Linked DNA regions of Homo sapiens: all the other regions are linked to region 1. The links are chromatin loops, found by intact Hi-C in ENCODE. Cell type or tissue: GM12878. All regions are shown on one strand. Region 1 has its middle 71 kb from the start of ERCC5. Region 2 has its middle 92 kb from the start of LINC01309. Region 3 has its middle 35 kb from the start of SLC10A2. Region 4 has its middle 59 kb from the start of SLC10A2.

The links. A loop is a pair of places that touch in the nucleus more often than their neighbours do. Peaks named below come from ENCODE experiments on the same cell type or tissue, not always from the same donor. Only the 100,000 strongest peaks of a DNase experiment are listed, where the experiment ranks them.
Region 2: a loop joins it to region 1, with 2.5 times the contacts of the local background. A loop is called at or near these places in 2 of 110 quality-filtered maps.
Region 3: it touches region 1 in a loop (5-fold over the local background); 4 of 110 quality-filtered maps call a loop at or near these places.
Region 4: a loop joins it to region 1, with 4 times the contacts of the local background. A loop is called at or near these places in 2 of 110 quality-filtered maps.

What each region holds. Positions count from the first base shown.
Region 1 is chr13:102,912,908-102,920,907 of GRCh38, forward strand. No RefSeq gene overlaps it. Among named protein-coding and RNA genes, the nearest start is that of ERCC5, 71 kb to the left of the region's middle. RefSeq lists an enhancer at 3,442-3,551. In GM12878, a CTCF peak has its summit at 3,281 (motif pointing right); a DNase peak (open chromatin) is centred at 3,344.
Region 2 is chr13:103,513,378-103,521,377 of GRCh38, forward strand. No RefSeq gene overlaps it. Among named protein-coding and RNA genes, the nearest start is that of LINC01309, 92 kb to the left of the region's middle. In GM12878, no CTCF peak of the experiment used is centred here; a DNase peak (open chromatin) is centred at 4,284.
Region 3 is chr13:103,027,286-103,035,285 of GRCh38, forward strand. No RefSeq gene overlaps it. Among named protein-coding and RNA genes, the nearest start is that of SLC10A2, 35 kb to the right of the region's middle. In GM12878, no CTCF peak of the experiment used is centred here; DNase peaks (open chromatin) are centred at 3,638 and 4,416; H3K27ac peaks cover 4,440 bases.
Region 4 is chr13:103,003,033-103,011,032 of GRCh38, forward strand. No RefSeq gene overlaps it. Among named protein-coding and RNA genes, the nearest start is that of SLC10A2, 59 kb to the right of the region's middle. In GM12878, no CTCF peak of the experiment used is centred here; a DNase peak (open chromatin) is centred at 4,199; H3K27ac peaks cover 2,444 bases.

The DNA.
Region 1 (8,000 bases):
CACCCTCTCTACCTCCTTTCTTCTCCACCCCATCCCATTTCCCTATCAACATGATGCTTAGTGACTTCCTCTCCCTCAAGCCCATTCTTCATCAGAGCCATTCTCTGCTTTGCCATCACTCTCTGAGCCTGGAATACCCATCTCTTTCCCATTTCGGTTCCCTGCTTATCTACAAAGACCCAGCTCAAATGTTCCTCCTCTATAAATTCCCAGAGCAGGCAGCCTCCTGCTCTGTACTCTCCATGATGTAGTCTAGGATGGCTATTTCACATCTCTTTGTCTTTCTTTATGTGTTCTGATCTCTGCCTTTTCAACTAAACTAAACTTTATGAGGCAGAGTCTATGTTTTTCATTTTGTGTACAATTGCCTTGCATTGGGCCTGGCATGTCACAGGTGTCAATAAATGTTTGTCAATTGAATAAATGAAAGTGTGTCACTTTTCTGGCTAATGTCATATATTTTTCATTTTGCTCTAGGTCTCCAGAAAAGAGCATCCATTGAGCTGAGTGGAATGAACTCAGTTAGTTGCTATAAAGTCTATACCTCGTCTAGCCTTTCAGTGATGATTCATTTATCCATTCTTTCATGTAATGCGCAGTTGTTGAGCATTTTCTATCAGGTGTTTTACCAGCCATTGAGAATGAAAAGATATCTAGGCCAGATATCACATCAGCTTGCTTGGAGCCCTTCTAGGAAGGGAAAGGAGCTACAAAAACTAGACTTGTCTCCTTACACGATCTGTGACAACTGTGAGCCTTCTGGCAGTTTGTTTCTAGCTCTTCTTTCAGTTTCAGCAAAAACTCGAGTGAGCTGAGGGCAGGACAAGTTGACGTATCGATCTAGTTATAAATGCTTCTAAAAGGTCCCTCCTGGCTTTGGTAATGTCTGGGCTCAGACACCTCTGCAAAGCTGAATTATTTCTAGGTCAACCATTTTGAGGTTCCTTCCTCCCAGATGAATGGTTAAAAACTCAGATAAGAAGTATTTTTTTAAGTAATGCAAGGTGGAAAGTGAATGGCTTTTGTTTAGTTTCAAACCGATTCCTCATCTTAGGAAGACAGAAGAGCGCTGATGATATCCTGGTGCTGTCGTTTATTTGTGGTGAATTTGCTAATTAAACGCCCACTCCCTTTTCTATTCCTCTCTGCTCAGCCTTCAGAAGAGTGCTGGCATCTGACTTAAGCAAAAGGGAGGAGCGAGTTTTCTAAGGTGGCAGAATGCCAACATCCCTTTGCCTTCTGTTGTCTTGTGAGTGATGCCAAGTCATCTGGTGGCTACTTGTAGTAGAGGAAAGGATTATTAATTGTTCTCTGATAATTCGCTCAAGGATTCTTTAACCTCTTGACTTAAAGTAGCTATGGCAGAGATATTAGAATGACAAACCCAAGGGCACGTAGTAGAATTAATATTCTGCAAAGACCAAAGTTTTGCACAGGTCCCATTTTACTTGTTTTCACGTCACTCCCGTATCTCTGGTGAAGTGGATAGGATGAATTGATAGAGTAGCAAAGCAAAGACAAATGACCACATCTCTTCCCAGCCACGGGGTGACCCGGCTTGCACAGTAATGAGTATAAACAGCAGGCACTCTGAGGCTAAGGAGAGAAAAATGCTGACAGAGCACTTGCTTTGATTGGATTTATAATATTATAGGGAGAAATGGAAAGCGAGAGGGAGAGATAGGAAGGGTGAGGCAATACGGAGTGAGGACGTGGAGACCTATTTATGGCTGTTTCGTGGTCATAACTCAGCTGCTTTGTTTTGCCCACTCAGTGAACTGACCTTCTTCAATCCTTTTGTTTGACAGCCTCAGGGAATAAATTCCTCCTTAATCCACCTCCTAGGCCCAGCTGAGGTAGTGGGAACAGAGCAGCTTCGCACAGAACCAATAAGTTCACTTCCCAGAGGCGAAAGGGTAATTTGTCCTGCCTGTTCACTCCATCACTGCCCTTGCTGTTCTGCGGGTGCACAGGGTACCAATTAGTGCTAATTGCTGCCGATGGTGGTGAAAGATTCTGTGACAAGTCTCTGCTGAGAACAGGGCTGACCCCTAACTCATTTCATGTAGAGCATGCCCATGAGACCAGGTACTTTGGGATAGTACAACAGTGTGGATGGGCGGGAAAGAAAGATCCTTGGCAAGAGCACAGGCCTGTCTTGCTACAGTCCACTAACAGCTACTGAAAACCACAGTTAATTTTTCCAGAAAGAGGAATTTTGCCATTGCTCCTCCAGATCTTACTTTGATGTGGAAGGATCCAAAAGTATCCCCAAAGTAAGAGTCAATCTAATTATATCTGGAGTACAAATTCACTGCTTCACTTCTGCCTAGCAAAGCAGCCAGAGATCTTTATGCCCAGTGAAATAAATTTTTAACAGACTTGCTATAATGTGTCAAAGTTTCCTGAATAAAGTTGAGCGAGTAAGCATGGCTTTTAAGATCTTTCAACGTGATGGACAAGAAAATATCCACGTAGAGAGAAGTAGGGCTGCTTATTGCAATTAGCCACATTATTGCATCTGGAAAATCCTCTCCAAGGAGGATCAGAGGTCCTGGCATCACACATTTAAATTAATATAAAAGAGGTGCTTTGCATTAGCCAAGGAAAAGTTGAGAGTTTTCTGATTTGGCCACTGTACTCTTGAAAAAGGTAGTTCATTTCATATCTAAAGTAGCCAGAGATAGCTTCAACAATTGCCAGCTACCAGTTATAAATAGCTTTCCTCTCTGAAACAAAGCCTCATCTTTCAAATTGCTTCTTTCTTAAGGAAAAAGAAAAACCCTGAGATTCTTTCAGCACTCGCCAGCTGTTCCAGATGTTATGATTCCACATCTAGGGCCACGTTCTGAACTAAAAATATATACATGAGCTTGACTTCCAACTTCTTCACTAAAGTAACATCATAAATTATCTTATTTGTCCCTTTGTTATGTTCCAGAAGTGTTGGTAAGTAGTTTTTAAGGGGAGAGAGAATTTGATCCTCATTTTTTCCGTGAAACCTCTTATGACAAATAGTAAATTTCACTCATAAGATTGTAACCTAGTCCATTAGAGTGTAGTCCAGACTTCTTTTTACTTATAATGAAAAGTAAAAAAATATCCTATTGTTATCATAATCATAAAAACAAGAGAAAATAAATAAATTGGATAACAGAAACTTTTGAAAGTGGGACTTAAAATAATTTGATTAGAGACAGATCTTGGTGGTAGTCTGAAAAGACTTGGATGTTTCCAGAGCCCGTGGAATCAAACAGTTCCTACTACGGCCACCAGATGGCCCTATGAGACCGGAGCTTTTCGTGTAGATGCTGGCGGTGGTAGTGGTAGTGGTGGCAGTAACTATGGTTTCAGGATGGGTTGGGACTCAGGCAGAAAGCAGCAACCGCCCAGCCTTCACGTTGGCTGCATCTCCTCCAACAGTTCTCCATCTCAAACATTCACCAGTTAGTGTGACATTTTAAAAATGGAACTTGGATGATCACATTTTCTTGCTCAAAACTCTCGAATGGTTTCTCAGTATGTGTAGAATAAATTCCAGACTCCTTACTCTGGTTTACAAGGCCCTACATGATCTGGTACATAGCTACTGTTCTGACCTTATTGCGGCCCACTCTTCCTCTAATCTTTTTTTAAGACGGACTCTCGCTCTGTCGCCAAGCTGGAGTGCAGTGGCGCGATCTCGGCTCACTGCAACCTCCACCTCCTGGGCTCAAGCGATTCTCCTGCTTCAGCCTCCTGAGTCGCTAGGACTACAGGCATGTGCCTCCACACCCGACTAATTTGTGTATTTTTGGTGGAGACAGGGTTTCACCATGATGACCAGGCTGGTCTGGAATTCCTGACCTCAGGTGATCCGCCTGACTCAGACTCCTAAGGTGCTGGGATGACAGGCGTGAGCCACCGCGCCCGGCCGTCCCCCGTTAATCTTACTCCAGCCACACAGCCTTTTCGTATTTCTATTTATTTATTTACTTTAAGTTCTGGGATACATGTGCAGAACCTTTTTGTATTTCTTGAAGGGGCAAAGCTCCTTCAGAGCTTGTGCATTAATTGTCTCATTTGCCTCAGATGCTCTTATTCATATCACCAAATGGCTCAGATCTTATCCTTCAGCCCTCAACTCAACATCCATGTAGAGTAAAGCCATCCAATCCAAAGCATTAACTCAGCTGCTTCCCAATCTATCACTTTAGTTTTCTGACTAAGCCTTAATCGTGATTTCTTTCTTCCTTCCCTTACTTTCTTTCCCCTTCTTTTCTCTTTTCCTTTTTTCCTTTCCTCCCTCCCTCCCTTCCTTTCTCTTCCTCTTTCTTTCTTTCGCTTTCCTCCCTCCGTCCCTCCCTCTCTCCCTCCTTTCTTCCCTCCTTCCCTTCCCTTCCTTCCTTCCCTCCTTTCCTTCCTTCCTTCCTTCCTTCCTTCCTTCCTTCCTTCATCTTCCTATTTACTTATCTAATGTATGATCTATGTATTATCAGTTTATCTCCACTGGAATGTAAACAGCATGAGAGCAGGATTTTTTTTTTTTTAAAGTTCATTGTTATTTATCTCATCATTAGGACCATGGCTGTTCTTGTATAGAGAATGAATAAATGGATGTTTGAGATATTTGTAAGTTAGGCATTTATAGTACAAGTATGGTACATCCACAGATTACTAGCATTTGGATAATTTGTAATGGTAAAATTTATCATAAATTAGTTAAGTTTTTTCATTTACCAAACAGTTACTGAACAGTAACTAAGTGCCAGGCATTGTGATGGGCACTAGAGATAATCCAGTGCTGAATGCTAGCAAGAAAAATTATGTTCTGAGAGCTCAGGCTCTATACCAAGGGCTTTTACATATTATCTCATTTAGTACTTACAACAGTATTCTGAGACAAGTTCTTTAGTCTCTAATTTCATTTTACAGAGTAAGAAACAAATTTAGTCAAGATAAGTAATATACCCAAGATAACATGACTGTTGCATTGTGGAACCGGGACTCAACCTGGTATGACGTAGTCCATCCTGAAGGAATCAACAAAGACAAACAATGGGACTAGACTCCAAGCATGTCTGGCAATAGAAGTATCAGGCAGAGATAACAGCATGACTAAAGACATAAAACAAGTTACCAAAATGTGAACAAGACTATCAGAATATTCCAGATGTATCTAACAAAGAACCATATAGAATTTCTAGAAAGAAAAAAATAGTAATTGAAATACAAATCTCAGTGGATAAGATAAAGTCTAGCTAGATTTAAAGAGAGTAGTAAACAGATGAAGAGAGAATTTGTGAACTAGATGACTGATCTTAGGAAATTATCAAGATTACAGCACAGAAAGATTAAGTGATGGAAATATATTAAAGAGAAGTTTAGAGATGTAGACAACAGAATTGGAAGGCCCAATATATTTCTAGTAGAAATTCTAGGTGAAAGAAGAGAAAGAAGGTAAAGGCCAATAGTTAAAGAGTTGATGGCTAAAACTTTCAGAAAATTGATTAAAGCCATAAATTGACTAAATTTCTTTCTTTTTTTAAAAAAATTCTATGTTAGGTTCAGGGGTACATGCACAGGTTTGTTATATAGGCAGATTGCATATTGTGAGGGTTTGGTGTACAAATATTTCATCACCCGTGTAATAAGCATAGCACCTAATAGGTAGTTTTTCAATCCTCACCCTCCTCCCACCCTTTACCCTCAAGTAAGCCCTGGTGTCTGCTGTTCCCTGCTTTATATCTCTATGTACTCAATGTTTAGCTGCCACTTACAACAAATATGCAGTATTTTGTTTTCTGTTCCTGTGATAGTTTGCTTAGAATAATGACCTCTAGCTCCATTCATGTTACTGCAAAGGACATGATCTCATTCTTTTTTATGGCTACATAGTATTCCATACTGTATATGCACCACATTTTCTGTATCTAGTCTACCATCGATGGACATTTGGGATGATTCCATACATTTGCTATTGTGATTAGTGCTGCAATGAATTTGCATGCATGTGTCTTTATGGTAGAATGATTTATATTCCTTTGGGAATATACTTAATAATGGGATTGCTGGGTCAAGTGGTAATTCTGCTTTGAGTTCTTTGATAAATCATCAAACTGCTTTCCACAGTGGCTGAACTAATTTACACTCCCACCAGCAGTATATGAGCATTCCCTTTTCACCACAACCCCACCAGCATCTGTTATCTTTTGACTTTTTAGTAATAGCCATTATGACCGGTGTGACATGGTATCTCATTGTGGTTTTGGTGTGCATTTCTCTAATAATTAGTGACGCTGAGTATTTTTTCATATGCTTGCTGACTGTGTATGTCTTCTTTTCAGAAGTATCTGTTCATGTCCTTTGCCCACTTTTTAATGGGGTTGCTTTTTTCTTGTAATTTTGTTTAAGTTTTTTGTAGATGCTGGATATCAGGCCTTTGTCAGATGGGTAGATTGCAAAAATTTCTCCCATTCTGTAGGTTGTCTGTGTACTATCTTGATAGTTTCTTTTTGCTGTGTAGAAGCTCTTTAGTATAATTAAGTCCCAGTTTCAGTTTTTGTGTTTGTTTTGCAATTGCTTTTGGAGGCTTCATCATGAAATCTTTGCCAGAGCTTATGTCCGGAATAGTATTTCCTAGGTTATCTTCTAGAGTTTTTATAGTTTTAAATTTTGCATTTAAGTCTTTAATCCATCTTGAGTTGATTTTTGTATATGGTGTGAGGAAGGGGTCTAGTTTCAATCTTTTGCATATAGCTAACCATTTATTCCAGCACCATTTATTGAATAGAGAGTCCTTTCTCCATTGCTTGTTTTTGTCACCTTTGTCAAAGATCAGATGGTTGTAGGTGTGCAGCATTATTTCTGGGCTTTCTATTCTGCTCCATTGGTCTATGTGTTTGTTTTTGTACAAGTATCATGCTATTTTGATTGTGTAGCCTTGAAGTATAGTTTGAAGTTGGGGAATGTGATACCTCCAGCTTTGTTCTTTTTGCTTAGGATTACTCTGGCTATTTGAGCTCTTTTTTGGTTCCATAGGAATTTTAAGATAGTTTTCTTCTACTTCTGTGAAGAATGCCATTGGTAGTTTGATAGGAATAGCATTGAATCTGTAAATTGCTTTGGGCCATATGGCCATTTTAACAATATTGATTATTCCTATCCATGAGCATGGAATGTTTTTCCATTGTTTGTGTCATCTCTGATTTCTTTGAGCAGGGTTTGGTAATTCTCATTGTAAAGATCCTTTCACTTCCCTGATTAGTTATATTCCTAGGTATTTTTTTATGGCTATTGTGAATGGGATTGTGTTCTTGATACAGCTCTCAGCTTGAATGTTATTGGTGTATAGGAATCCTACTGATATTTTTACATTGATTTTGTATCCTGAGACTTTGTTGAAGTTGTTTATCAAGTCAAGGAGCTTTTGGATAGAGACTATAGGGTTTTCTAGGTGTAGAATCATATTGCATAAATTGACTAAATTTCATAAATCAGATTAAAAAATGCAACGTGTCCTGAGCTGAATAAATAAATCCACACCTAAACACATCTTGATGGAACTTCAGAACACCACAGGCAAACAGATCTTATAAGCAACCAGAGAAAAAGACATAGCTCTCCTACAAAAGGATAACCATTAAACCAAAAGAAGCCTCATCAGCCAAAATAGATGTTAGAATATAATAGAATAATATTTTCAAAGTGCTGAGGGAAAATCATGGTTAATAAATATTCTATACTTAAACTGTATTTCAAGAGGCAAAATAAAAAAAGACACTTAAAGAAGACTGAGTTAGTGTGCCACCAACAAAGTTCTTGATTCAAAACGTCCTGTGTAAGAGGTGCTTCAGGAAGAAGGAAACTGAACTCAGAAGGAAGGGGTGAGCTGTGAGAATGAAGGTGAATGTGCGGCTCCATGTATATAAGCATCATCCACTTAAAACCACGGAGGCGGTGACTGTGAAGGGTGGCAAAGTCAAGATGGAACTCGATCGCTGCACAACATAATATGTCAC
Region 2 (8,000 bases), 600 kb after region 1:
CACTGCAGCCTCCACCTCCTGAGCTCAAGTGATCCTCCTTGGATGAGCCTCCTGGGTAGCTGGGACTACAGGTGCACATCACCAGGCCTGGCTAATTCTTAAATTTATGGTAGAGATAGGGTCCTGCTGTATTTCTCAGGCTGGTCTCAAACTCAGCGGGATTACAGGCATGAGCTACTGCAGCTGGCCTAGTTTTGTGAAGATTGTTTTTATTGTATTAGTAATTTTAACTGAGCCAGGATCAACACTGGGAGGCATAAGAAATTAAGAAGAGCTCTTCTGTATTTTATGTGAATGAAATCAATTCCGGAGTCTACCTCTTGTTTTTATTTTTGTTTTGCCTTTTATTTGTGACTGTGGAACTGAGGGGAGGAGAAAAGGTTAGAATTGAAATATAAGTCAATAGCCGGGAGGACTAGGACAAGGAACCAGGAGGACCAGGACAAGGAAGAAGAGGGAGATAGCCTCGATTGTTTCCAGAGAGCTTTTATGTTTTTAAGCATTTCTCATTAAAATTAACTGTATTAGACTTAAGTATTTAACCAGGGAGGAAGCTCCCTGCTTTACTATAGGTGCTTTATGTGCCTTACATTTCAGAGCTTCTTATTCTCTTCTGTTCTAAGCAGCCCAGGAAGTGATTTGCCAATGGAGAGCTAATTTGCCAATGGACAGCTACCATCTTTTTTTTTTTTTTTTGCCTATGCCAATCAGACACAGTCTTAATTGCAGATATACATGTTTTTCTACATGATTTCTCATTGTTGAAAGGTAGTATAGAAATTAGTCTCTTTTTATGCTGAGTGGAAATGAACAGTTTGGAAAAAGATTGTGGTTTGCTGACCTTTAAATCATCAAAATTCTGTAGGTTATATATTACAAATAAAAAATATTGAAAAATCTTACATTTCATTTTTTGAGGCAGAAATCTCCAGCCTCTCTCCCTGCCTATCCCCCGCCCATGCCCTCCACACACAAAAGTGTGAGTTTTGGTTTCTGTGGTTGTCCAGTAATGAGAAAGTGCTACTGAGATCATTACTGAGTTTTAAATGTTTGGATGGTGGTGGTAAGGTAATTAGGTGTTTCTGAATCCAATTTATTATGAGGGCAAAATCATTTTTCATTCAAGGGGGTTTGTTCTGTTATTCACACTTCATGATGAATTTGATTATTATTAAAATGTCAAATAATACCCTTAGAAAATGCCTTACACGAGAATAAACAACTACAAAAATACCATTCAGATGCTACCTACCTCCCTTGCCAATCCTTTACTGTAAAAGATTTGATCAATCTTTTGCATATAATACCCTATATGAGATATGTTCCATCACTGAATATCTTTCTCTGTCACCTATCCCTGGTGCATTAGGCTTTTAAACTCTGCCTTCAGGTTGATTGGGAATTGCATGCCTCATTTGGCACCTTTGCAAAACGGCCTATGATTTATTACACATCCTAGGTGGAGTTTACTGAACACAGTCATCAACCCCCAGAAGGCTCTGGAATCTCTTATCATCCTTAGCATTTTTTAGACGGCCAGATTTGGAGTTTAATACTAGTTTCCAGACATTTTATAATTTTCTGCATTTCTCAATAAATATAAGTACACTAGATCCATTTATTCAACCTGGCTCCATGACTTGGATGAACGGAGAAAACTAATAAGTTGCTACTATCCAGGCCAAGATCAAAACTCCGCTATGAATTATAAGATCCCAAGCACCCAAATTTGCTTAAGAGTTCCCTAAGGTCACTTTTATTGATAATGCAATACAGTGTGTTTAAAATAGTGTGCCATAAAATGTGGGCTACGGAGGGGAATAGGATTCTAAGTCAAATGGGTTTGAGAAATGTTGTGTAAAATACAAGTGTAACATATATCATAGCATGTGCCACTACTGCCCAGAGATGTACTTGCATTTTAGTATATTGAAGACCATAACAAGTACTCTTATAAATTTAAAATCCATTATATTCTATTTAACTCTTGCTTGTTTAAACTTATTCAATTACATAATTTCTTTTTTCCTATGTAATCTCTTTATATCTGGCTGAACTCTTATCACTAGGACAGAATTTGGGAAATGCTGGCATAAAACTATTTTAAAGTTTGATATATCACGTGTACAATTTTCAATATTGTTTCCTGCAATTGTTCTACTATCTTAGAGATTGTGTTTACTGATGTAGTGGGTATACTGTACTCTGTGATCTCACAATGCATTATTTAATAATAGTCAAAATGGAAAATTAAATTAAGACTGCTAGACTGTTTCACCTAGTGGTTTCTGTGTTTCGTCCATTATCAGTCTTTCTCCCCCCACTCCCACCACCTGTGGATTGGAAGAACAACTGCAGAGTTTCTCTATTCTGGGACCTTCACGATCATCTTGATGTTGTGATCTGCTGACCTTCCTAATTGTTGCTGATCCGCTGATCACCTCTCCTTCCCATCCTGTGGACTTCAGGCTTTAATTCAAGCTCTCCAGTTTCCAGCCTGCCTGTGGTCTTTCCTTCCTGGACACTGGCCCTGTGGACTTTCCGCTTGCTCAGCCAGTCCTTACAATTGTATAATTTATTGTAATAGGTAAATAAATAATCTATATCTACATATCTGTGCATTTCTATATCCATAGCTCTGTGTCTGCACATATCTCTCTATCTCCTTATGTAAAGTCTTCTACTGGTTCTGCTTCCTTGGTTGAAGCTCTTTTAGGGACTTCTCAAAATAGAGGCTTGAGGACAAAGGCAGCTCCTTTAATCTGAGTTTACTGTTGGGCTGCCTCCCATTGTCCAGCATAGACCTCTCACTGGAAGACACTCGAAAAAGCACTGGACCTCAGTCTCCCACTGAGGCTGCTATTTAAGAGCCATGAAAGACAACTTCTCTGGTTTCAGAAAGAGAAGTATTTCCCTTCAGATCTGCAAGGTCGCAGTTTATAAGACTCTCACTCTGTTGACATTGAAAGTGCCTTACTGTGCACTCCCATCCCTGAATGCAGACTGGAGAACACAGACAATGCTCATCTCTTCTCAGGGTTTTTTAAAAGGGGCAAGAAGCGGCCAGCAAAAATCAATAATCTGAGTTTTCTTAGTATTCTTCCTAATGTTGCTGCACAGGTTGAAATGTGATCTGCCTTCTAAGAAACAGCAGGGACTTCTTTTGTCAAGGTTTTGTTAAGGTATGAGAAGCTTTCAGGTTACGCTAGCCCACACTGTGAAATACCCCTCCCTACTAATTCCACCAAACAAATGCTATTAGTTTAAGTCCTGCTACTTGTAAGCCCCCTACTTCCTGGTACCTACATCTATACTAGTTGGGGCCTGGCATGGTGGCTTACGCCTGTAATTCCAGCACTTTGGGAGGCCGAGGTGGGCAGATCAACTGAGGTTAGGAGTTCAAGCTCTGCCTGGCCAACATCGTGAAACCCCGTCTCTGCTAAAAATACAAAAATTAGCTGGGCATGGTGGCGAATGCCTATAGTCCTAGCTACTGGGGAGGCTGAGGCAGGAGAATCACTTGAACCCAGGAGGTGGAGGTTGCAGTGAGCTGAGATTGAGCCACTGCACTCCAGCCTGGGCAACAGAGCAAGACTATCTCAAAATAAATAAATAAATAAAATAAAAATTAAATAAATAAATACTAGTTGGGAGTAGGTTTGCCTGTGAGTATTAGTGATGGCAACAGCACACAACAAATTAAGAGGGGCTTAAACAAGACCTGTGTTTTTGTTCTTATGTTCAAAACGTCTGGTAATAATCTGGGTCATGGCTGGTATATTTCACCCTGCAGTCAGAAACTTAAGTACCATGTGTGAAGTGATGAGCTGGGAAACAAGCAAACAAAACTGTAGATTCCATAAGCAGCTATTGCAGCTGCAGAGCAGATACTGCCTTTTACTTTCAATAGGAGTTCTTCTCTAGCTACACCTGTGTCAGCATGGACATACGAAAATGACAAGAACACAAAATGTGTTAGGGGTTTATATTCAACTCTAGGTAATTTCTTTTATATTTATATTACAAAATTGATGATGTTTAAGAAAACAAAGTTGTAAATGGCTTTCACTTTATGTGTAGACATCATCATTACTTCTGTTGCTTAAGCCCATTTGGAGATTAAAAAAATAAATAAAGAGGAAATCTGGATTTCAACATCAGTGTGAGGCTCAGTTGTGAGAAACAAAGGTCATTTATAGAAAGCACTGTTTACATTTGATTGCCCATGGGAAACCTCTGAGCCAAACAAGGTAATGATTACACCAAATTGGATGTAATGATTACACCAAATGTTAATGCTTCTCGTTAGAATGGAAGGTTTCAGTTCAGGGTATCTGGAGGCCACTGAGAATTCTTTCTAAGTATGGCTACACAGTCTTTTCTGAAAGGACAAATTTGGAAGCAGCACTTTCAGACTTCCCTAGCATCAGTAAGTAGACACAAGCAGAGTTCAGCTTGAAGATGGAGATTAGTTAAGCGACACTAAAGGACAGACTAGGGAACAGAGAACCAAACAACAATGGAATGGGGAAAAGATTAGGTTTATACTGCTTGCTGAATTAGTACAGCCTAGCATGCTTGCCATGTTTTTTAACTATCATGTATTACCAGAACAGAAAATAAATTCAGAATATTAACTTTCGTTTTATCTGGTGGATTTAAAATCCAGAAATTCCATCTAGTGCAAAACACCAAGATAATACTAGATAAAATATAAAACTGCAAGAATATACAGGAAGTCTTCAAATTTCTCAAAATGAGAAAGCACTAATCCACAGAATTAAACTAGAGCTGAGGCTGGTGATGGTATGAGAAGTGAGCAAACTTGGCATCATTGTAGGAGATTTTTAACACTGTAATTTTTGTTTCAGTTAAATAAACTGGGTGTAGCACAGATTTAAATAACAGAATTAGTGCACTCTAGTGTTAGCAAATATTTGTTTCAAAGTACGCACAGAACCTCATGAAAATTGACCAAATTTTAGTAAAGATCAAAGAATAATTTTCGTATAAATCATTCATTCATTAACTAGAAATTGGTTCCAGAAGGCCTAGTTTAAAATCCTATATATTTAGACATTAGAAATAAGATACAACTGAACAAAAACTGTTCAAATATTGAAGTAAAAATATAGAACGCATCGTTATTTAACTTTATATGTGCACGTTTAGAGGTATACATATTTATTATCATTAGAAGACAATTTTCATGTGAGTTATTTTCTCATGTTCCCATCAAACCCTTCTGAATCTATATCATTACTTCCCTTTTGAAGATGAATAACCAGAAGTTCTTCAAAAAGTTAAGCCCTTCATCTAAGTTGACGCAACATTTAATATTGGGAAGAGGGTTTAAACCTTTCGGTTTTCCACCATTTTTTCTCTATTTTATACATGTCTTCTTACTTTCTCTCGTACTCAGAATCCCATTGTGTCTTTTTCTTTATCAATCTCAACTAGGCTTTGCTTTTGCAAATCTAAGCATTAAATTAGTTTGCTTGAAATATGCCTCCACATTCACATTCCCCCATCAGCAGCTGGTCATAGTAGGGAGAGTATTAGTCCCGAGACAAGGAGATCAAGTTCCAGTCCAGGCTCTGCTGGCTCTGTGACCAGGGACAAGTAATTCACATATAATTTCTTAATTATACAAGAGAAACATGGACACTAACTTTGCTGGTTTGTTGCAGATTAAAATTCTGTACATAAAGCACCTGATTCATAGTAGGACCCTGTTAACTATTTTGCGGCACAAAAAGTTTAAGAATCACAAATGAGACTTAGTTTTAAATTCTGAGGCCATTCCTGATTGGCCCTGTCTTCTCTGGCACTTACCTAAATTCCAAATTTTTTTTTTTTTTTGCTTTTAAAATAAGAATGTTACTCTTATTGTTGTGAGAATTGATAAATGAGATATTATTCTTAACATTAATTGTAGCTAGTATTGCCATTGTGTTGCTTTTGTAGCTAAAAAAATGACTTGATGGCCGGGCGTGGTGGCTCACGCCTGTAATCCTAGCACTTTGGGAGGTTGAGGCGGGCAGATGACTTGAGTTCAGGCATTCAAGACGAGGTCAGGTATTCAAGATGAGCCCAGCCAACATGGTGAAACCCCATCTTTACTAAAAATACAAAAATTACCTGGGTGCGGTGATGCACACCTTTAATCCCAGCTACTCAGAAGGCTGAGGCAGGAGAATCTCTTGAACCCAGTGGGCAGAGGTTGCAGTGAGCTGAGATGGTGCCACTGTACTCCAGCCTGGGTGACAGAGTGAGACTCCATCTCAAAAAAAAAAAAAAAAAAAAAAAAAAAGACTTGACAACCAAACTGATGAAAATTTGTAATGACAGAATTTCACTATATTTAATTACTTATAAATAGCATATACCTATTGGTGGTTAGGAAAACAGACATAAAAAGTAGCTCATTCTGCATGCGTCTATTGGAATACATTAATGGGAGGGAAAAAAAATCTATCCTTTTAAAAATGAACTTGAACTTGGGTAAATTCAAGTGTTGCTCACCCTCCCTGCTCTGTACATTCACTGAGTTGAATTGATAATTTTCAAACATGAGATATTGGAACAGCAATATTAATTAATGTGTTATTAATTTATCAATGCCAGTGCTTCTAAACTTCCTAAATTAACTGCTTTGGACACAGGACTGCAACTCTAAATGACCTCAGAATAATATTTAGAGATTTGATAGAAAAGAATATCTTGAAATATGCCCAGTTATCTTTCTGATCAATCCTAAATGAATTTTATTTGGTTGAAGAGACTATTTGGATAGCAGAGTTTCTTTGAAAAATAACAGTCTCTGAAAGTTCCTCCAGAATAAATGTTCAGCAAATGATGGCCCTTGAGCCAAATATGTCTATCTGCCTGTTTCTGCAGATGAAGTTGTACTGACACATTCTCAGTGGCTGTTTTGTGCTAAAACAGCTGAGTTGAGCAGTAGCAACAGAGACTGTACGACTCACCAGACACTTCACAGCGTCGGCCCACCCCAGCTCTATGCTTAAAATTCATGAGAAGATACATCATTATCATGTTTGACAAAAGACCATTTTTTAATCTTTTCCTTCTTTTACTCTGTTCTGTGCCTAGAAGTATATTTGAAATGAATTTCATTGTTTTGTCATCTGTTTGTATGATTTAACTTATAATTTTTATTACCAAGGCACTATACTTTTCTACCGTGTATAATAGAATTCTTCTTGGGAAAAAAATAATAATTTTCAAAAATGTCACACTTCCTCTTCATTGAAGAGTGTACTGTGAAATTTTTCTCAGTCATATACTATCATACATTGTTTTCAACTTGCTTGCAGTGGTCAAGTATCTCTTCCAGTAGTTAGCAGGATGAGTGTGCACTGCACGCTGCTAGCTATTGAAGGTTAAGAGCATATATATTGAAAAACACTTTATGGTTACAGTATAATTTTGAAACACTTATTTTTGCAGTTGCAAAATATTGCTAAAACCAAACAAATGATGATTTAAAATGATTAATTCCATTCTGTCCTGATAGGATTAGTAAATGAAATAATGAAAGCATGCCAATTTGTTGCCTATACCTGCTCCCTTAGGGCATGAACGTGCTATAAGATTAAACACTATAGTCAATTATTTTTAATTGTTTATTTTTGTCACAATCCTATTGTTTATACCATGGTTATATACTATACAAGCATACCTTGTTTTATTGTACTTCATTTTCTTATGCCTCTCAGATACTGCCTTTTTTTTTTTTTTTTAAGAAATTGAATGACTGTGGCAATCCTGCTTTCAGCAAGGTGATAGGTGCCATCCTTCCAATAGCATGTGCTCACTTCATGTCTCTACGTCTCATTTTGGTAAACCTCATAATATTTCAAACTTTTTTCATTATTAGTATATCTCTAATGGTAATCTGTAATCCGTGATCTTTGTTTGACATTACTATTGTAATTGTTTTGAGGCACCATGAACCATGCCCATAGAAGATGGCAAAG
Region 3 (8,000 bases), 110 kb after region 1:
TGGGGGGGGTCATTTACTGGGAGATTATTGTGTTCTTTTGCTGGTATTACATATCCTTGGTCTTTCATGTTTCTTGTTGCCTTACATTGATGTCTGTGCATTTGAAGAAAGAGAGAGGCATCCTAGTCTTTGCAGACTGACTTTATTTGGGAAACTCCTTTGACAGTCAGCCTACTCAAAGATTTTGGGCAGGCTATTTGGCATGATCCATGGACGGGCTTGCTGCTGGAGTTCTCTGGAAGTTCGCCTTGGTGCTGGGCCATGAGGTTGAGCCTGAGGCTTGGATCCACTGGACCCACCTGTTGGTTGGGTCCACAGAGAGGATATGCTTGCAGCCTGTATCTGTGAAGCCAGGGTCCATAGAGGCTGTTCTGGTGGTTTGGGTTCTGAGCCTGAGTCTGCAAGGACTGGCCAGGTGCCAGGATTGGCTTGGTACCTGGGTCCACTGAGGTGGGCCTGGCACCTGAGTCCATAGGAATGGTCCTGGGTCCTGGATCTACTGAGGGGTACCTGGATTCTCAGTCCATGGGAACTGGTCTGTCTACCAAGGCCTCCCAGGCTCCAGCTGGGTCTGTTGAAGCATGGGGCTATAGGGGCCGACGTGGTGGGTGAGACTGCAGGGACCCATCTGGCACTAAGCAAGCCCAGAGCTTGTGTCCACAGGTGTCCACAGGGCATGAGGCCAGGGGTGCCAGCCTGGAGAGGGTTCAAATCCTAGGACTCTGTGGGCCAACCTAGTTCTGGGCTGTTCTAAAATCTTGGGCAGGCCTGGAGTTTGGAGCCACAGGGACTTGCATGTTGCTAGGTGTGCCTGGTGCCTTTACCCACAGGTGGGCCAATGATAATCTTGAAAGACACAATCTCAAATGCCATAATCTCAAATGTTTAAAATTCTGAAAGATCAAAATCCCCAAAATATATTTCTGAAAAAAATTAAAAAATTCTTTAAAAGACATTATTTACATTTTAAAAGGGGATTTACTTTACAAACACATAAAAACACAACAGAACACTTCATAGGCCATTTTACAGAATAAAATAGAAAATATTAACTTACATATTATTGCAAGAGACTTATTGCAAGTACTTATTGCAAGCATAAGCACTCAAGTATACTACTGACAGTAGCATGAGTAGAACAGTTAGGAGCAGAGAATCATATTCCTAAAGAATTAGATCAAAAAGCAAAATGCATGAACACACATCACTATGGTTGGTAATTGTGTGCACCCAGCTTTATAACTGCAGTGATCTAAAATACCATGATGAACAATCTAAGTCTTTTGGCAAGATCAATCAAAAACCACAATGGGTTACTACTGCATATGCAGTTGCCCAAAGAGCTGAGATCTCGAGAATTTTATATTTCACAAATGCAGATGTGTAAAAAAGGACATCTCTTCATTTATTGAAGGAAATTTCAATGTTTTTACATTGAGAGTCAGGGAAGCTGATGGTATTACTCTCAGTCCAAGCCTGAAAGCCTCAGGACCTAGGTGTCTGCTAGTATAAGTCCTGGAGTCCAAAAGCTGGCAAGCCTGGAGTTCTGATGTCCAAGGAAGCAGAAGAAAAGCCTTTCCCAGCTCTCGGAGGGACCATTTCACCTTCTGTATTTGTTCTGTCTGGGACCCTTGCTGATTTGATGGTGCGCGTCAAAGCTGAGGGCAGATCTTCCCCACGTAGCCCACACAGACTCACACATTAATCTACTCTGGAAACACTCTCACAGACACACCCCAAATAATTTTCTACTAGGTTTCTAGATATTCCTTAATTCAGTCAAGTTGACTCTAAAAGTAAGTCCACAAGTCTACCCTTTGTCACCTTGTACCCATACATAGCTCCTTAAACCATACTCAATTTTCAAACAAAGGCAAAAACAAGGTATATTTCATCTAAAATGACACAACTATCCTGTGATTGTGATGTTTGAAATTTTATTTATTTATTTATTTTTGTGACAGAGTCTTGCTCTGTCACCCAGGCTGGAGTGCAGTGGCATGATCTTGGCTCACTCCGCTTCCTGGGTTCAAGCGATTCTCCTGCCTCAGTCTCCCGAGTGGCTGGGACTAGAGGCATGTGCCACCACAACTGGCTAATTTTTGTGCTTTTAGTAGAGTTGGAGTTTCACTATGTTGCCCAGGCTGGTCTTGAACTCTTGACCTCATGCGATCCACCCACCTTGGCCTCCCAAAGTGCTGGGATTACAGGAGTGAGCCACTGCACCTGGCTTGATGTTTAAAATTTTAGATGTTAGGGATTGTTGATATTTCAGCATTTGGGATTATGGCATTCAGGATTGTATCTTTTGGGATTGTGGTCCAAACTTGCAGAGGTCAGCCTGGAGGATGGGTCCAAGGGTGCTGGCTGGATGACTAGGGCTACAGGAACTGGCCTGGTGCTTGGGTGGACCTGAAACCTGGGCCTGTGGAGCCCAACCCTGTGACACCTAGTCTATCAGACTGGCCTGGAACCTGGGGTTGCAAGATCCTATTTGTGGCCGGTGCAGACTTATAGGCTCAGTCCACGGTTACTGGCCTGGAGCCTATGGCCACAGGGGCTGGTCTAGTGCTGAGAAAATCTGGTGCCTGTATCTCAACTGATGGGTCCCTGGCCTGCAGGTGCTGGTTTGATGGCGTGGGCTCTGAGTGCCAGCCTTGTGCTGGGCCATGCCTGAAGCCTGGTGCTGTGGGGGTCAGCCTGGTGCTGGGGGTGGTCTAGAGACTGGGTTGGCTGGGGTTGGCTTAGTGGTGGGGCAGTTCAGAGACTGTGTATACATTGCAGGCCTGGAGCTTGGGCCTATGGGATCCAGTCTGGTGCCTGGGTAGGCCTGGAAGTTTAGCCTGTGGGTATTGAGCCAGAGTCTGTGTCCATCTGCACCTACTCAGTGTTGGGTTTTACTGGAGTGGGCTGGGTATTGGGGTTCAAGGCAAAGTTCTATGCTCTCCTTCCTTTCCTTCTCCTAAGCAGAAGTTATCTCCTCTCCAGCCTGTGCTGCCTGGACATGGGGGAGAGGTGACATGGATAATGTGAGACTGTCCTTCTGACCCTCTTCAAGGTGCCTTTTCTCATTTCTGTGCCACACCCAGGTGCTGTAATCTCTTACTTGGTTTCCTTGCCTCTTGTAAGGTATTTTCATGCATGGATAGTTGTTCAAATCAGTGTTTCTGTGGGAGGCATGAGTGCTGGAAAATTCAATTCCACCATCTTGCCAACATTTTTTCACATAAGTTTTCTTAATATTGCTAATGGTCTTTATAACTTTGTAATTGATTTATTTTCCTGTTCGGAGTGTTAAAATGTACAGTGATAGAAAATGATGGTAGATTGGAAAGACTTCATCTAAAGATGTGAGAAATTAAACGGAATTTTATGCATTCACCAGATATTAATTATATAGCTGCTCTGTGCAAGGTGCATAATAAATGAATATTTACCAAGGACATTTATATTTTAGAATGATCTAGATATTGTATGACATTGATTGGAATGTCGTTTATTTGAGTGGACAACATTACTCGAGCCATGCTAAAAGGATTTCCTGGGAGAAATGAATCTATTGCTTGAGTTTGAGAAAAGCAGTCTTGATTTAGTGGAGATATAGTGGAAAGAACCTTTTCTAAGGATGGGAAGAATGGCAACAAAATAGAGAAATGAAAGTTGTAAAAGGGCTAAATGAAGCATGCACTTACAGCTTAGAAGCTTTGCCCTAATTGACTTTACATAAGACAATATATTTAATGTTGTGAAAAATGGGGTTAATGAAATAATGATGTTAGGGAGGCACTGTACTGAAAAGCTTTAAAGACCATGGCTAGGAAGTCAACAAGACAATAGTTGAGAGACTGATTTTTACACTCTTTTCTTTATGTTTAGACCAATCTTCTGGAGTGGCAATGTTTTCCGCTTTGAGTTGTTAATTAGATCATCTTAATTAAGGATCAAAAATGTGAAGGACAATATATAGTATTCTTAAGAAAAGCAACTCATCTACTCTCAGTGCCCAGTGAAGTGCCTGGAATGTGATATTTGCTCAATAAGCAAGGAATGTTCAGATGAATGACAGGTCCCTAGCAAGTTCAACTCTTCACTTTCCTGAGCATTTATTGCACTACTCATTGTTGATCATAAATTCCTCTTTAACTGAATAATCACTGCTCCTTATATGTTGAAATCTCACCCTTGACCAATTCACAGAAACTCAGAAACTTTCCAAAATAGGAATAGTCCATCTGAACGGTGGTAAACAAGATACTAAAGTTTGCATAATGGAAAACAAATGATGCATAAAAGCTGTGTGCAATGACTTAGAAAGAAAAAAAAACGACAATTTTTAACCTACATCTGCTTCTTTAACTATTTTGGCATGTGAGAATCAGAGTCATGCAGGCATACAAATATTAGCACATCAGAAGACTGCCACATGTCTGCTCAGATGCCTTTTTGGTATACCTCTATGCTGCAGAATAGACTCAAAATAGCAAAAAGCAAGTCAATGTTGTCATATTTGAAATGACTGAAGGTAGTTTTGAACTTTCTCACTGAAGCAACTGTCATGGGGTTAAAGACTTCTACCAAGGCTGCAATGAACCATAAAATCATCCCCACATCTGACATATGGTTCATAACTGAGGTTGAACACCCATCAAAGATCACAAAGTGATATTTGACAGCAAATACTTTTGTGATATCATTTGTTTGGATTTTTAAGAGTGAACATATATATTATTAATATTCCCTTTCCTTTGTGTTTATTGCCTTCCCATACATTTTTTAGGAGTTTGAAAGAAAAACTTCAGAAAAATACAACGATAAGTGTCAATAAATTTTCTGAAGAGAGTTTAAAGACATAGTTAAAAAATTTTTTTTTTTTTTTGATGGAGTCTCACTCCGTCACCCAGATGGGAGTGCGGTGGCATGATCTAGGCTCATTGCAACCACCACCTCCCAGGTTCAAGTGATTCTTCTGCCTCAGCCTCCCAAGTAGCTGGTATTACAAGCATGCACCACCATGTCCAGCTAATTGTATTTTTAGTAGAGATGACGTTTTGCCATGTTGGCCAGGCTGGTCTTGAACTCCTGACCTCAAGTGATCTGCCCGCTTTGGCCTCCCAAAGTGCTGGGATTACAGGTGTGAGCCACCATGCCTGGCTGTGATGTGATCTTGGCTCATTGCTTCCCTCCTGGTTTCCAGCCATTCTCCTGCCTCAGCCTCACGAGTAGCTGGGATTACAGGCATGCACCAGCACGCCCAGCCAATTTTTGTATTGTTAGCAGAGATGGGATTTCACTATGTTGGCCAGGCTGGTCTCGAACTGCTGACCTCAGATGATCCGCCTGCCTTGGCCTCCCAAAGTGCTGGGATTACAGGTGTGAGCCACCATGCCCGGAAAGATTTCTTAAATAAAAAATTGTCTCTTGTCACAGACATGGATGTTCTTCCAGTTATTGAGTAAAAGGAGACTGCTGACACCACCACAACCACATCAACAATACTGACAATAGCAGAGAACAACCACGTTTTATAGATGCAGCAAGTGAGGCTGGTGAAGGGTAAATAGCAAAACCAAGGTTACATCACTATGGCTAGGAAATGGCAAAGCTATGATTTGATTCCAGGATTTTCCAACTCTCTAGACTACTGTTGAGTTCCCAATTATCTCTTATTACATATATAGTTGTATATCTACTATTCATGAGGTGTCTATGGGAGATTGGTTCCAGGACCCTCCACAGATACCAAAATCCAAGGATACTAAAGTCCCTTGTATAAAATGGTGTAGTATTTGCAAATAACCTATGTATATCCTCCTGTATACTTTAAATCACCTCTAGATTACTGAAAACACCTACTACAAAGCCTACACATGACTTCATTTGTGTGGATTCAAAGTGGTACTTGGCATGGAGCAAATTCAAGTTTTGCTTTTTGGAACTTTGTAGAATGTTTTTTTTTCCAAATATTTTCAATCCACGGTTGGTTGAATCTACAGACATGGAACCCACTGATATGGAGAGCAGACTGCCTATGATGGTGCTAGTCTTGGTGGTTGAGTCATACAATATAAGACAAATCCCTGCTCTTTTGAGGATTATACTCTTGTCAGGAAGATAAGAAATGTTTAAACAGGCCAGGCGCCGTGGCTCACGCCTGTAATCCCAGCACTTTGGGAGGCCGAGGTGGGCGGATCACCCGCGGTCAGGAGTTTGAGACCAGCTTGGTCAACATGGAGAAACCTCGTCTCTACTAAAAATACAAAAAAACTCGCCAGGCGTGTTGATGCATGCCTGTAATCCCAGCCACTAGGGGGACTGAAGCAGGAGAATTGCTTGAACCAGGGAGGCGGAGGTTCCAGTGAGCTGAGATTGTGCCACTGCACTCCAGCCTGGGTGACAGAGTGAGACTCCATCTCAAAAAAACAAAACAAAACAAAACAAAACAAAAAAAGAAAGAAAAGAAATGTTTAAATAAGCACTCATCAAAATACAGGGCAATAAACAAGATGTGAAAACTTACAGAACTCTACACAGGAAAGTGGAGGAGAGAGTTAAAAGAATAGGTAGTCATTTTTATCAGAGAGATGTATGTTTTGGTCCAAATCAGTTGTTTTCTGTAATGTAAAACATGCTATTATTTACCAGGACATGCAAATCTACTTGAGGAGGGAAGACATAGCATTTGCATGAATGTTGCAGCTCTGTATAATTTCAGAAGATATTGATGTGATCAGGGAGGGCTACACAGAAAAGGTGGGGCTTGAGTGGGACCTTGAAAGATGAGTGAGATCTGGATGGGAAGAGGAAAATGTTCCGGGCCACTGCAATTGTTCACATAAAAGCATGGAGTTGAGTGTGCATGAGGAGTGACTGTAACATATTGAGTGAATTGGCCTTTTTAGAAAATAGGTTTTCTGGGGAAGTGGTACAAGATAAGACTAGAAACTTATAATAACCAACAGAGAACACCTGGCAGGAAGAGAGAAGCTGACTGAAGGGGAAAAAGAAGATACACGATTCATCTCTCAAAATTGCCTTGGGTTGGTTCTGTTTATATATTAATGTTTTTGCCTGGGATCTTTCCTCAAAAACTCTTATTTTACCATTAAGCACCAAAACCAAATGAATACTGAAATAATTATCTGAAAAAAGAGGAAGTAAAAGTTGGGAAATTATTTCCATAACAGTAGGGTATTTCCTTAGGTGAAAAAATTTGAGTTATATCTTTTATTATTTTTAATAGTTTACTAAAAGTAAAGTCCTTGGAGGGTAAAAAAATAAACTCTTATCTTCAGTCATTCTTCTTATCTTTGAAACTTATCTGATAAGAGTATTTTCAACTTTTGAGTTGCAGGAACAAACATTCTTAATAAAATTATATGGTACTTTCTTTGATATCTGATTTCTAGCTCTGTTTATTGTCTTTCTTTTGGCATTAATATTACTATTACTGTGCTTTTAAAAACAGGTCATTCAGATTTGTTACTTTTAAGTACATAGAAAACCTTCGAATGAAATGTTTTTCTAGACATTTCTTTTATAAGAACAGGAACAAGTGTATATGCTTTTTCTCATTTTAACTGACTACTAATATGCAGTATTAGCAAGTCAATTTTGGGCATTTCAGGAAACAATAAAAAAAGTAAGATATTCTTATCCTGATATTTTCCTTTTTTTTTCTATTTCGTGGTTATAAATGAAAAACATTTAGGGAGTTCTACTTATAAAGGTCCTCTTGAGTTATATACTCTTTGTTAATAAATTGATGTAGAACGTGTTTTCTCTCCTTTCAGGAACCCGTTATGTGTAGATTTTGTTCTGCTTTAAAGTTAGTTTCCCTTTTTATTCTTCATAGGAAGTATACAAAGGCAAAATGAAGTACGTAGACATTAAAGAAATACCCAGTCCTTTAAATCACTGGAGTCAGTCAAGCAAAGACCTTAAGACACAGTCTCAGGCCTCCCAGATTATGTAAATCTCTCTGAGGGAAAAAGACTTATGTG
Region 4 (8,000 bases), 90 kb after region 1:
ATTTGACAATACCCTAAAACATATTTGAGTAAATAGTACATGCAGGTATGCACAGAGTGTGATTTTTGCCCTGGTTTTGGAATGAATCGAGGGTCTAAATTGTGCTACATAATTAAGTTTGTTCTGGAGAAGAATGCTTTGGTGAGGACAAGGACTTACAGGAGGATCCTTGCTGAAAAGTTAACAAAGTCTTCCTTCTGTTGAAGCTGGAGAGCCAAAGCCCCGAAGTCTGTCCTCCTCAGCACGTCTGCCACCTTCGCACTTAGATGATTTATGTAAAAGCCTTTTGTTGTTTCTCATAATATCATAGAACTTTAAGCTCAAAAAGAAAAAGGGAAAGAATAACAAGGATAATTCTTGGTGAGGTGGCGGGAACACCCAGCCTGCCTGCTCAACCTTCACCCTAAATGAGATTTCTTTTTTCTTTTTAATAAAGGGTATGTACTTTCCCAGTCTTTTGACAGAAAAAAAATATGAGTGTTCCCTTGGGTACACTTTCTGTTAGGAAAGCAAATAACGGAAGGAGACCTCTGATTCAAGAAAAGATTTCATAAATATTTCCCAGAAAGACCTGCCTTACTGAGAAGACAGAACAAAAATGGGAAATTCTGAAGTGAAGGCAAACATTGTCTGCTGAGTGTTCTTGCAGAAACATCTGTCTCAGCTCAGCCTATGTTTGGCAGTTCTTTTCTGTCCTGCAGAATGGAGATCCCTAAATACCGCTTGGGATAGTTGAGAGTGAGAGGCTTTTCCATGCTTCTTTTCTATCATCCCTAGGATCTAAATCCTGCCTGATAAGCACATTTTATTTTCAGTCAACAATTATTTATTGAGCAACTACTGTGTTCCAGCTTAGTGCATTTGTGAATTTCTAAGGCCAGGCTTTTTTCTCATTATGGTTTATGGGCAGATATAAAGTGAATGTGGAAATAGTGCAGATGTTTAAAACTGAATTACCAAACCTGAGATAAGAGGGTTGTTAAGTATCAAATGGACACTTTGTTCAACAGCCTGCCAAAATCCTTGGGGTGAAGAATATGAATAGACCTAAGTGCTGATATACACTGAAGAAAGAACATTGTATCAAATGTAGCCAAAACAGTTGATCATGGAGTAGACTTCATATTTTCCAAAGGACTCAGTTATTAATATATAGTGGTCAACATTTCTCTAGTACCGTGGTTGATATTTTCTAAGGCATCTATTATAAGGTGTGTAAATTTCCTGTAGGGTCATGAGCCTGCTATAGAATTTATAGGTGGCCACGTGGAGAAAGTTTACTTCAAGACAGGTGTCAAGAACAAGTTTAAATATTGCCTAAGCACACATGTATGGATTTGTCTGTTTCTGTTCTTTAATTGTCTGAGATTCCCTGCATAAGAAGAAGTTCTAGAGCTACAGTTGCTGGATATTAAGAGGATGCAGGTGACTGGTAGCATTTCTGTGTCTTGCGAGTGTCTGAGCTTCTGTGAGGGACATTTACTTGGCTTTTTCTGCCCACTGTGAACTGGTCTCAGAAGATCTTGGGTCTGAAGGCTTCTGATTCAATGGGATTCATTCTTACTTCTCCTGCTAATACTGATTGAAGAGTGCTTGGAAGTTACCAACCTGCAGAAAGTCTTGAAGGGGCAGAAGTAGGTGAAGCATTTGGGAGTGGATGCTTGCTCTCCTTATACCTCTTTATTTATCTCTGTTCTTAGAGAGATAAGTGTATAAAATGACAGGAAGCATCATTTTCTTCACCTTTCCTTATGACACGATGTGCTAAAGGGATTCTTACTGTATGAGTCATGTTGGTCAATGATCTTTAGTCTAACAGATCATAACTTGATAAGCGGGCAAATTATTGTTCAGTTTGGACTTCGTGTTTTGGATTAATGAGCATGTGTGCAAATCAATCAACTTATTTTCTTTCCAGGGAGGAATGTATAATATTAAATGCCTATGGGATGAAATGTGTGGGAAGCAACATAAGTGATGGAGTAAAAATCTATGGGCCCCAAATAGCAACACTTCTCTCTCTGTGCCCCTGGTCTGCCCTTCCCAGGCCAGGGCCTTCTGACAATGATAAGAAAGGGATAAGATGGTCTTGTCAGTGGCAAGCAGCCAAAATAAAAGCGAACTGAGTGATGAGAAAGACCAGGGCCAGCAACTGCTTTGCAGCAATAACCTCATGCAATTAAAGGCCTTCATAGAAATTTCAGTTTTAAAGTCCATTCCTGTATTCCAGTACTTCTGTAACCTGCAGAAAAATGACACATGCTTCTATAAAAAGAGAAAGATGGGTGTGGTAGGAAAATCCTGACAGAGGAATCAGAAAATCTGGGTTTTAATCCCACTTTTGTTATTTATTGTGTATTATTAGAGAAGTCACATCACCTCCATGAGCTCCAGTATTTTTCTCTGTAATATGAAGATAACATCCATTTACAGAACTTTTGTAAGCATTAAATATGTGTGCACTGCTTTGTAAAATAGAATGTCCTCAAAATCTTAAACATTCTATGTTCAATAACAATAATAATAGTAAAACCTGATTAAGAGCATCTTTGAGGCAGATATGGTCTTACTGAGCATGCAGATTAAGGAATCTCCATGTTCTCTTAGGCTGCCAATTTGTTTAGACCAAACATAAACACCAACACTCACTTCTTGAGAAGTTTAATCTCAACCTATCAGCCGTGTGAAAACCTCAGTTGAATATTGATATCATACTAGCTGTGTACACTTAACACGAGAACAGGGTTTTAAGGCAGTCATAGTATGACCACAAATATTCATCTTGATCAAGACCAGACAAAAGATATATTTGAAAACCAGTACAAATAAGATATATGAATTAAGAAAGATCCCCAATTTAGTTCATATGTCCAAAATAATGTCAAGAAACCATTGTGTGAAACCAAGTCCCAGAACTGCTCATATGTGCGTGTCATTCCAAGGCAAGAGCTCAGTTTGGACAAATCCCCAGATGGTTGGCATCATCTTCAATTTAGTTAAATTGCAGGATATATTGTTTCCAACAATTGGATTTCATGACCTCAATCTTGACGCAGTATAACTAAAATACAAGGAACGTTTTCAACATCATTAGATGCCCCAACCATATTTTGTACTTATAAGAACCACATTGGCCCCCTCAGCTACTGGCTGGGATTCATCTTTTATTGGAAATTATACTAAAAATAAAATAAATAAGGAAAGTTTCATTTTTTTCCCCCATGTGTGCTAGGTTGTGGCACATGTACTATGGTGATCCGATAGATTTCAGGGTCAGTGTAAGAATATATTTTTACATCCCTGGATTCAGTTTGGATAACCCTGGTAAAAAAAAAACTAGATACCCAAAAACTGAGATTAATCCTTTAAAAAATGTCAGTGTGTCTCCTACTTCAAGCATCATTTATCACCACTTTTTTAAAAATCTTTTCTACTCCCATAGTACCATCTATTAATAAGAACATGCCATGGTCTTAGAAGGAGGTTAAAATCAAATATTTTGCATTTGACATAAGACGCCCAGCTAAATAATAACTTTCCTCTTTTAACACATGGAGTTAATTTTGCGTCTCCTTGAGAGAAAGTTTGTTTTTCTTAGCTAGGCTTCTCTGTTTGGCCTTAGCATTTCTGTCACCAGCAGCCCCCTTCCCACCACCACTATTAAGCAGAAACTCCAGCCATGGCATTCAACAAAGAAGTGGCAAGCCTCCAAGAAATATATTTCCCACAAACACACAGCTGAGAACATTACAAACTGGGTAGGTCTGGTTTATGTTTGGTTCACCTCCGAATGTCTCAAGTAAAACTCAGTTGAATGGACCAGTGGCAATTGAGAAAAATCACTCGCGAACTCTGGGTTTACTGTTCCGACATGCCCCACGTGAGCTTTTGTCTTAGGTGATGCCTTATGGTTTGCTGACAGAGGACATCAAAGAATGGGGACCAGGCTGAGGACAATTTGCACCATCTTTAATCATCTGGCGAAAGCTCAAGAGGATTTGTTCAGATTCAGTGAAGTAAAAATCCTCCACTTCAGCACCTCGTTCAGACGATATGAGAACCAGATGGGTCTGTACACGCAGCCTGATTGCTACTGTCTGATGTAGACTATTGGAATTGTGTACATCTGTGCCATGGCATCAGGGAATGCCACAGCCCTTGCTTTTGCTTGGTAGACCACACTAGACCTTTTCTAATTAATGGAAGAACGAAAACATTCGTTCAAAAGGCACCTTGTCCTAGTCATTTGTAAATTCATTAGTTAATGAAACATTACATCAGGTTAGGACTTTACAGTTTACAAAGTACTTTCATTTCCTCATTTAATCCTTAAAATAACCTTGTGAAATACACAGGACTGTTGAAAGAGGCTGTGCAGTAGAGGAGAAAATCCAGTGTGCTACCATTTCTGCCTTTAAACGTTTGGTGTTAACTTATATACAGTCTAACGTTGAATTATAGCAAATTACAAAATATGTATGTGCCCCTGGACCATGTTTCCTCCTAAGGGGATTATCCTTCTCCACACATAATTTATGGGGCACTGATTGTCAGACCTTTCCATTGGCGTACTCATAACTGTACAGAAGAATGACTTTGTTTCGAGTGGGTGAAGGGTGAATATTTGGAAGAAAAGTTTGAATAGCAGGTTAAAATGCCATGTTGAGAAGTCACATTTAAAAAAAAACTTAAAATACCTCATCCATTTTGAAAAATATCTACATGCTTACTTTTGTTACCCAATTTTAGGCAAAACTGGCACACTAGAAAGAGAAGCCACATCTATATGCAATGCGTATCCCAGAAACTTCGATTATTTCATAATTGCTCAAACAAAAATATTTCCTTTATTCTTTTATATACCCTACAGATGTCCAGTGCTAATAATATTAGAGTAATATTGGGATAGATTTTTCCTCAGGTTGTTTGGCCCAGTGTTTTTAGTTAAGGTGACTGTGCTGACAATATGGCTATTGAAGTTATGGTTACCAGGCATCTCTGTGGAGAAAAACTATGTCTGCATGCTCTGATAATTTAGGGGCAATTTTTGTTAGGCTTGTCTCTCAGTTCCTCACAAGCAAATATGGTAACAATCCACCTCGGTTTCCAATTCCTTAGCCTACAGAATCAAGTCCAAATTCCTCTGCAAGGAAAACAAGGATCTTCATCATCTGGCCCTGCCCCTGTGTCTCTCTTCATCTTTGGCCACTTGTACTTTTCTCTCCTTCAGCACTTAAGTCCTTGTAGTCCCTAAACACACGAGCATTTCTCCATATCTACACTTTTGTCCATTTGCACATACCATTCTCTTCAACGTGCTTTTTCCCTGCTAATGAGAATAGAAAACTACTCATCCTTCAATGTTATCTCAAGCTTGACTTCTATTAATTGCATTTTAACCTCCTGGAGTGGACTGAGGTATCTTCTTTTATGCCTCCATTACACTTGTTAATCTCGCCGTGGTACCAACCATGATATATTTTACTGCCTGTCTGTCTGTCTCCTGAGTAGGTTATAAAATATTTGAAAGCAGGAGCTAAGGAGCCATCTGTCATGGTGTCTTACACAGAGCAAGCACTCAAGCGATTGTGGAAGAAATGAAGGATGGACCACATGACTCCACAGCAGTCATTTAAAAGTGGTTCTTGTCGATGTCACCCCAAAACAGCTGTAAAGAAAGAAAATATACCTTTTCTTTTCTTTCTTCTCTTTAAGTAACAAATTCTGTCATTTCAAAAATTATAATCTTAAATATAACATTCTTAAAAAGTGATTTGGCTATACTTTTTAGGTTTGCTAGAAGAACTATTTTGATGAAATGCCATCAGCAATGTCATAGAAGAGCAAAGGACAGTAAATGGCTTTACAAAACACTAAGTTATAGCAAGTCACAATATGCTAAGTTATCCATTAAGTGGTTTAATTGATAATGAGACTTATAGGTTAAAATAGAACAGGAGGAGAGGGAGTTGTAACAACTAACGTGGTATAAATAGTACGGGGTATTTTACTCAGATTATGACTTTCCTCATTCATTGTCTCATTCATTAAGGATGTCTCATAACATTAAGGATGTTAAGGATGTTGTTAATGACAGAGTCTTCATAATAACTAGTTTTTCTCAACTTCTGAGATATATTAAGAATTCAGTGACTTGTCACAGGCTTTAATGTATGATTACAGTATCACAACCAAGAAAGCAGGATAACATTAGGTCAGAGCTGTGGATGGAGGGCAGGAGCCTGAGTCTATGACTACTCTCTGAAGTTATTTATGTTAGAGGATGTTTCAGCTCTTATTACGTGAAGCTCCATAGTTATAGTTTTATCAGTTATTCTTATCAAATGAACTTCCTTAATTTTGTTCTCTTTCTTTATATTCTTTTGGATAAGAATATTATGGAGAGCACTTTGCATCCTTTACCAATTTTGGATTGGGTTAGCTTAAATGAAAATAATAAGATAATCAAGGATGGAGCATATCACTATAGTTGTCCAGGAGTCACAAACACATGTAACTTCTTACATGGTGGCACAGGAATTATTGAGAAACTCAGATGATGTAAGGTAAGTAAAATGCCTGGAATCAAATGAAAGAAGGGAATTAATTTATATGTCCATTAATGGCCTTAGATCACACACACACATGGTTTTCATTTTCATTTCTTAGCAACCAGTTACATTCCAAGGTTGGTACACCAGCTTGAGATTACATCTTTGTAGTCACAGTGTATACTCTTATAATCCATATACAGAGATGCACCTAAAACCTCATCTTCTGTGGCCATAGCTGCTATGTATATGGCAGGTACCTAAGGCATGTCAGTGGAACCATACCCTCTAGACAGATAATTCTGATCCCTATTATTATGAGGATTATTATGTGATGCTAAAAATCCCCATCTCTCTTAATGTTTTCGATTAATGGAAGCACTTTTCACAATAATTCTGTATGATGTCTCCAAAGGTGGCCCCTAATGAGCTATGTCTTAGGGTGTTCAAATCTTTGTGTGGTCTCCTCCCACGTTACATCTGGGCTGGTCTGTGGCTCATGTTACCCATGGAATGCAACAGGAGTGACCCCGTGCCAGCTCTGTTCCTAGCTTTTAAGAAACTCGCAGCTTCTGCTTCCTTCCTCTTGAGATAGTCACTTTTTGGGACCCCTGAGCCACTATGTAAGAAGGCTGGCTATCTTCTTGAAGAAACCCTGTGGTCAGCACTGAGCCTATGAGGCACGAGAGTGGGGCTGTCTCTCAACTTCCCAATCGAGCTTCCAGATGACTCCAGGCCCAGGCAACATTTGATTACAATCTCATGAAAGACTCCAAGAGAGACCATCAGAAGACTCCTGGTCTGACCACTGAATTGTGAGAGGTAGTAAATGATAACTGTTGTTTGGAGATAGTAGATATTGGAGTGATTTGTTACATAGCAATAGATAACCAAGATAGTATTGCAATATTGAAAACACATCTCAAAATTGCTGATCTGAAATATACTTTAGAAAATAATTGGTTCTTAGTTGCCCGGAGGGCTTAAGTTGCTGTTGCGCAGGCTGAGGCTGTTGGAATCCTGGTTCAACTCTGACTGAAGTTGTGCCTTCTATGGAAAAGATCCAGTAGCTTATTCCCAAGGGTCTTAAGAACGCTGAGATGACCCAGGTGGTTGAGACAAAAGATATTTTCAGGGACTCCCCTCACCTTGCTCTGCCCAACAGATTGGCCTTGGAAATAAAAATCAAAATCCTTTTTGATGCTGTTTTGTCTTTCCTAACCCTCATACTTGCAGCCAAATTCTTCTAATCATGTTTTTATATTTATTAGTTTTATATTTATTATTATATCTATCTCTCTTAGAAGTGAAAGGGATGAAAAGAAGGAAGGGTAAAATATACCAAGATAATGATTTTGTAAAAAATGGAGTCTGGAAAGACCTAGGGCTGGGTGGATGAATGAGAAAGAAAACAAGGCAAAAGAAAATGCATAATTAAGACAAATTAGT